Regions from separate parts of the Homo sapiens genome. Here region 2 is linked to region 1. Evidence: chromatin contacts called from ENCODE Hi-C or POLR2A ChIA-PET data. All regions are on one chromosome and are shown on one strand. The core of a region is the stretch at or near the end of the contact, and the rest is flanking DNA. Distances in the headings are between cores, read along the strand shown.

The links. Hi-C counts contacts between places; a loop is a spot of excess contacts on that map. ChIA-PET counts read pairs that join two places held with the same protein, here RNA polymerase II (POLR2A). Pooled maps may share reads with other maps.
Region 2: a map of endothelial cell of umbilical vein shows a loop between it and region 1 (3-fold over the local background). The contact joins two enhancer-like sites. A Hi-C loop is called at or near these places in 2 of 168 maps with a recorded cell type or tissue (IMR-90 and endothelial cell of umbilical vein) and 2 of 50 pooled maps. POLR2A ChIA-PET finds 5 or more read pairs at or near these places in 7 of 52 experiments (AG04450, BJ, GM12878 and 4 more).

What each region holds. Positions count from the first base shown.
Region 1 is chr9:6,529,136-6,532,632 of GRCh38, reverse strand. GLDC (glycine decarboxylase) reads left to right here. Exons shown (of 25, transcript NM_000170.3): 25 at 1-166. Among named protein-coding and RNA genes, the nearest start is that of GLDC, 110 kb to the left of the region's middle. Within about 2 kb of position 2,237, at least 2 of the 41 ENCODE cell types and tissues checked have a DNase peak (open chromatin) inside an H3K27ac peak, as active enhancers do.
Region 2 is chr9:6,564,737-6,568,175 of GRCh38, reverse strand. GLDC (glycine decarboxylase) reads left to right here. Exons shown (of 25, transcript NM_000170.3): 16 at 2,747-2,822. Among named protein-coding and RNA genes, the nearest start is that of GLDC, 79 kb to the left of the region's middle. RefSeq lists an enhancer at 779-1,978. Within about 2 kb of position 1,600, at least 11 of the 41 ENCODE cell types and tissues checked have a DNase peak (open chromatin) inside an H3K27ac peak, as active enhancers do.

The DNA.
Region 1 (3,497 bases), core at 988-3,487:
ATCCCAGGGCAAATGTTTACATTTTGTATACCCTGAAGAACTCTTTTTCCTCTAATATGCCTAATCTGTAATCACATTTCTGAGTGTTCTCCTCTTTTTCTGTGTGAGGTTTTTTTTTTTTTAATCTGCATTTATTAGTATTCTAATAAAAGCATCTTGATCGGAAGAATGCCTTTCTCTTGGTGTACTTTATAGTTTTACCACCGTTACAACCTAGATTCAGTGGGAGCTGAAGGGCAATGAGAACACCCAACCCAATAGCCATTGTTACATCATCAGTTTTGCCTTCGACTGGCTGAAGAAACAGTTGTCTTGGTCAACAGTGAAAACCACTTTGACCCTTTTTGTTGGAACTGAGTTAGAGTGCATGTAACTGTACTCCAGCTATGGAAGGTCAATCAAATAGCAATTTATCTTTTCTCATTTAAGTCCAGAGGTAATAAGCCAAGCACTGGTGCTCCTTCAGTTTTCCCGCTCTGCCCTCCTTTGCATAAAATTTTCATCCGCATGGTCTCAAGAAGGCTGTTGCATTTCCAGGCGTCTGACATACCCATTCTAGTTAGGATTAAAAGGGAAGAGCAAAGGCCAGGCGCGGTGGCTCATGCCTGTAATCCCAGCACTTTGGGAGGCTGAGGCGGGAGGATCACCTGAGGTCAGGAGTTGGAGACCAGCCTGGCCAACATGGTGAAACCCCATCTCTACTAAAAATACAAAAAATTAGCCGGGCATGGTGGTGCATACCTGTAGTCCCAGCTACTTGGGAGGCTGAGGTGGGAGAATTGCTTGAACCTGGGAGGCAGAGGTTGCAGTGAGCTGAGATTGCACCACTGCACTCCAGCCTGGGCAACAGAGTGAGACCTTGTCTCAAAAAAAAAAAAAAAAGAAGAGCAAAAGGCAGCTTCCACCCAAATCTGCTTCTTTTGAAATGTTTTCGAATATGTTCCACTCAGTAACTGCTGCAGCTGGCCAAAATTGGTTCAAATCTCACTCCCAGCTACAAGAAAGTGTGGGGAAGTCTGTTACCTGGGCATGTGACTGCCCCAAACAAAATCAGGAGTATGTTAATTTTTAAAAAGGTGGGGAGAATGGGTTTTAGGTTGGCAACTAGCATGCCTGCCACAAATGACTTTGCCTTAGAAGTAGCAAATGCTCTAATCATGACTACTTGGTTTCTTGCATGGCTGCTTCCTCCAACATTACTTAGTATCCCTAGGCTTTAATGCTAGTGATCTGGGTGCTCTATTGAATTATCTGCAAGTATTCCACTTATTTTTATATTTAAAAAGTTTATACAACAATTTACTTTAGCCTAACAAAGCAGTACAGAAGTGATGGGATTCACGGTTCCTTTTTTACACAATAATTAAATGATATCTATTAAATAGTGCATCTCAGGTATCAGGCAATTTTTTTTTTTTTTTTTTTTTTTTTTGAGACAGAGTCTCATTCTTGTCACCCAGGCTGGAGTGCATTGGTGCAATCTCGGCTCACTGCAACCTCTACCTCCCAGGTTCAAGTGATTCTCCTGCCTCAGTCTCCTGAGTAGCTGGGATTACAGGTGCCCACCACGAGGCCCAGCTAATTTGTGTACTTTTAGTAGATACGGGGTTTTGCCATGTTGGCCAGGCTGGTCTCGAACTCCTAACCTCAGGCCTCCAACTCCTGACCTCAGCCTCTCAAAGTGCTGGGATTACAGGCGTGAGTCACCATGCCCAGCTTGGTATTCTTTTAAGTGTTTGAAATACTACCTCATTTGACCCTCACAATGTTCCACTCTTACACATGTGGGGAAGGGTATGAAGAGATGCCTAAAGTCCCACTACCAGCCAGTAAGAGGGAGGGGCAGAATTTGGACCCAGCCTTACTGGCTCCAGTACCTATCAGCCAAAACAGGATACCCTGCTGCCATGGCAACTGCAGACCTGGGGACTCTGCCCTTCCTGAGTTGGAAACCCTGCTTAGTGCAAGCTAGCCATCAGGCCCTGGGACGGCCCCTTCCTAGGAAGGACAAGTGTATGACAGTAAATAATGGAAGCAAACAGCAATTCTTTTCTACTTACTTTACACAGTGTTTGTAGTTGAGTGCCAAGGTTGTTTCCATGGCTATTATCCATTACTTGCCCCCAGAACATAGCAGAGCCAAACATAGGCGATTAAGAGTCAAGTGAATCACTTGTCCTTCACTATTAATTGCTCATGTGTTACCTAACACTTGTGCCAGTCTTTCCCTGCCCCGGATCTTATCCTGAAAGGCACTGCCCCTTGAAGCCCTGTCCCCAGTCACCTTGCTTTACTAGTCATTCTCTGTATTTCATCCTAGCCATTTTCTGTATTTCATCATTTCAAAAATACCTTCTTCATATCCCCATGAAATAGGCTTTCTCTGTTATCTTCTATCTTGCCCCTTGGTTTGTTTCCTCCTGTACCCTGGGCACAACTGGTAATTTTTTTTTTTTTTTTTTTAACAGAGTCTTGCTCTTTTGCCCAGGCTGGAGTGCAGTGGCACGATCTCGGCTCACTGCAAGCTCCACCTGCCGGGTTCACACCATTCTCCTGCCTCAGCCTCCTGAGTTGCTGGGACTACAGGCGCCCACCACCACGCCTGGCTAATTTTTTGTATTTTTAGTAAAGGCGGGTTTCACCATGTTAGCCAGGATGGTCTCGATCTCCTGACCTCGTGATTCGCCCGCCTCGGCCTCCCAAAATGCTGGGATTACAGGCATGAGCCACCGCGCCCGGCCCACAATTAATTTTTTAATGTTCACTCAGTTTTTGTCTCTTTGTTTTGGTCTCTCTAGCAGAGACCGTATTTTACCCATTGTTGGATTCTCAGTGCTGAGCCGGGGCCTTCCAAGTAGTATGTGTTCAACAAATAAAAAGAAATATGGGTCGGGTGTGGTGATTCATGCCTGTAATCCCAGCACTTTGGGAGGCCGAGGCCCGTGGATTGCCTGAACTCAGGAGTTCAAGACCAACCTGGCCAACATGGTGAAACCTCGTCTCTACTAAAAATACAAAACACTAGCCGGACATGGTGGTGTGTGCCTGTAATCCCAGCTACTCAGGAGGCTGAGGCACAAGAATCGCTTGAACCCGGGAGGCAGAGTTTGCAGTGAGCCGAGATCACTCCACTGCACTCCAGCCTGGGTGACAGAGCAAGACTCTGTCTCAAAAAAAAAAAAAAAAAGAAAAAAGAAAAGAAATATGGTGGGCTGGGCACAGTGGCTCACCCCTATCATCTCAGTACTTTGAGAGGCTGAGGTGGGTGGATCACTTGAGGTCAGGAGTTCAAGACCAGCCTGGCCAACATAGAGAAACCCTGTCTCTACTAAAAATATAAAAATTAGCTGAGTGTGGCAGCACGTGCCTGTAATCCCAGCTACTCAGGAGGCTGAGGCAGGAGAATCACTTGAACCTGGGAGGCCGAGGCTGCAGTGAGCTGAGATCGGCCAATGCACTCCAGCCTGGCGACACAGCCAGACTCCATCTCAAAAAAA
Region 2 (3,439 bases), core at 351-2,850, 36 kb before region 1:
ATCAAGTCTTTAGCATATAGTCTTTCTCCTACACTACTGGCTCATAGCCAGTAATCTGCTTCTTCCTTCATTCCTAGTCTACACCTTGATTGGCCTTTCAAGAAAGTCAGATGAATAGAATTCATGAGAAAAACATAGGGGTAAATATAAAATGTTTTTCTTGAGGTTCCTTACTGTAGGGGAAAGGATGACATTCATATTGATTGCCTGTGCTGGAGGAATTCAATTTTTAAAATATTTACTAAATACTTATTGCAGAACTACTACATGCAGAGTACTGTTCTATATATTCCCTGTTGAAGAATATACAGAACTCTGAGAATTAGACCCTACTGTCAGAGCTTATGCTCTAATTGAGATAAGACAGGCATACAAAGTAAATGTGAAATCGGTAATAATTTTCTATGTCCAGTACATGTATAGGATATTAATGTCAGATAAGATTGTAGAGTAAAATGCTATGATAATTTGGAGGAGGTAGAGGATTATTTCTTTAATCAATCTATCAAATATTTTTTATGTCAGTGTTCTTGGAATAGAGAATACAATTGTGAACAAGGTTGACAAAATTCTTGCCTTCAGGGAAGGCCTCTCTGAGGAAGTGACAGAGCTGGATTGGTGGCTTTAGGGAAGGCTTTGCAGAGAGTTGTAGCCAGTTGAAGAATGGGCAGGATTTGGCTGAGAAGCATTTGACCTTGATGATCTCACTACACATCACATCTGCCCTGTGTGATGGGTACTGTTACTATCCCCATTTTACACATCTCTCAGGCACATAGGCACAGGGAGATGAAGTTACTTGTGATGTGAGTGGTTTCCTGAAGCACGGCATATTCATTTTCTTGTCCTCAAAATGAAAAAACCTCAAATAGGCTAGGACTTGTTTTTCAGAAGCCAGGAAAACAGAAGAGCAGTCTTTGCCTTTCTTCTTGGAAGAGAGCGGAGATAGCTGCAGCTGACTCAGTGCGGGTGACGAGGAACGGGGTGACTCAGGTCTTGTAAGACAGGCTTTCTTTCTTCTTTTCTTTCTTTTTTTTTTTATTTTTTATTTTAGCTAAACCCCCCAGTTCTATCAATCAGACAAGACTTCTGCTAGAAAGAAAATCAGCATTTGCTCCCACAACTCTCCGTCCTTGGAGAGCACAGTGTGCTCAGAAGAGCAGCACTGCTTGCAAAGGGAGCCCGTAGCTCTGGGAGGCAGGCTGACTCCACACCCAAGTCTTCATCTGTCACTGTTGGCCATTTGGCATGTAGCACTCAGACCTCAGTTTCTTTGTGTGCAAAATGGGGGTGATGGCATGGAGAACATACACATTTTTTAAAATTCTTACCGATTTTCTGTGGGTAACATTAAAAAAAGTTATTTTATTTTTAAATTTTCATTTGTTTAAAGTTTAAATTTTTGTATCTTTTTTTAGTATTTAATTTTTGCCTTCAGCTTCGCAGACATACACATTTTGAATGGGACTGATACATCTATTACTCATTTCCCTTCCCTTCCTGCACAGGGTACTGGGAACATGAAATAACAGTCTACGATTGAGTCAGCATTGCTCACCGGAATGTTAGTCATGGCATATGCCCTGAAAGTGGTGCCTTCCAGGACCGTTGAGATGAGGATGGCCAGCCCCTAACAGCCATCTGCATCCGGGGCCTGGGAGAGCCGAACCTGAGACTGCCAGGAATGGTGTCACATTAAAAGTGCCTCATTCTTTTGGGGCTGATCAGGCCCTTGACTCGATATTTGGTAATACTAAGAAATTATAGAGTGATGATTTGTTTTCACCTCATAGGTGTGTCTTCCTTAAACCTTGTTAAGATGTTGACACATTACCCATTTAAAGGGGGAAAGAAAAGGGAAAAAAAAAGGAAAAAACTGAAGTTCATTGTTCTAGGTGTGACAATTGTGTTTGTAGTTATTTATTTATTTTTTGAGACGGGATCTCACTCTGTCACCCAGGTTGGAGTGCAGTGGCACCATCTCGGCTTACTGCAGTCTCCGCCTCACAGACTCCAGTGATCCTTCCATGTCAGCCTGCCCAGTAGCTGGTACTACAGATGCATGCTATCACACCAGGCTAATTTTTTGTACTTTTAGTGGAGACACTGTTCCGCCATGCTGCCCAGGCTGATCTTGAACTTCTGAGCTCGAATGCTCTGCCCACATCGGCCCCCCAAAGTGCTAGGATTACAGGCATGAGCCATTGCACCCGGCCTGTAGTTATATTTTTAAAAACAATACTTATCTTTGAAGGCTGCATATTGACATTTGAACTGATGATAGGATGTTTGAAGTTTGCTTCAAAATATATAGTTCAGCATGAAAGTGGTTAGTGAGAAATATAATAGGAAACAAGATTGACCGTAAACCAAATTGTTACAGCTGGCTGACACACACGTCGTAGTTCCTTTTGTTCTTCACTGTATTTTGGTATAGTTTTGAAATTTTTCATAATAACAAAAGGCTATTTTCAATGCGTGGTCCTGAGCAAGGATATAGAAAGCTCCATCTTTGGGTAGGAGTGGTTGAGCTGTAGTGCACAAACTGGATGCTGTTGCTTTGATTGTTTTGATTGTTCAAGACCTTTTGACTCCAGCAGAGCTCCTTGATGAGCTTCTCTCAGCGTCTGGACAGTGACCATGTGTCACGTGCTGGTGAACCCCTGGCCAGGGCCCAATAAATATTGAATGAGTAAATGAAAGCCAGAAGACCTAACCGTGATCCCTTTCTTCTTGTCTTTGCAAGCGGAGCCCAGGGAGAATATGCTGGACTGGCCACTATCCGAGCCTACTTAAACCAGAAAGGAGAGGGGCACAGAACGGTGAGTATGGCAGGAGGTGGCGCTTGCTCACCATGGGGCACAGAGGTCCTGGCTCTCAGGGTCCCTTCTGTGGGACACTCCCTCCAAGCCTTCTTGGAAGCAGATGAGGGAACATATAGTCAAGAAACAAATTTCTGTGAACTAGCCATTATGATCCTTGCTTCCAAGACATCCCACTTGACCATTTTGAGGAAAAACATTCAGAGATAAAAGACTTGCTCAAACCCAGAATGCAAACGTCAGCCAGTTGGCTGTGGAACTGCTCTCTAGGGAGCAGAGGGAGGAAGAGGGCAGGAATGTTGCCATTGCAAGCATCCTCTCCTTGGCTCAGCCCCGGCCCTGGGCCTGGATGAAGGGCAGAGACCATGCTTTAATTCTTCAGTAACCCCTGTTGTGCTGAAGCCCGGTTCTGGTCATAGTATGCTCAAACAATATTTGTTGAATAAATAAATTCTCCATTAGATGATTCTCAACTTCAAGCACCAAAAAAGGCATAAAGCAGAGTTCACGGTCCTGCTTCAATGTTTGCTTTGGATATGAGAACCTGGTCTCCAGGATCCCAATCGCCTCTTGGGGACCACTGTGGGGACCAGCAGGTACTAATGGACACCACTCGC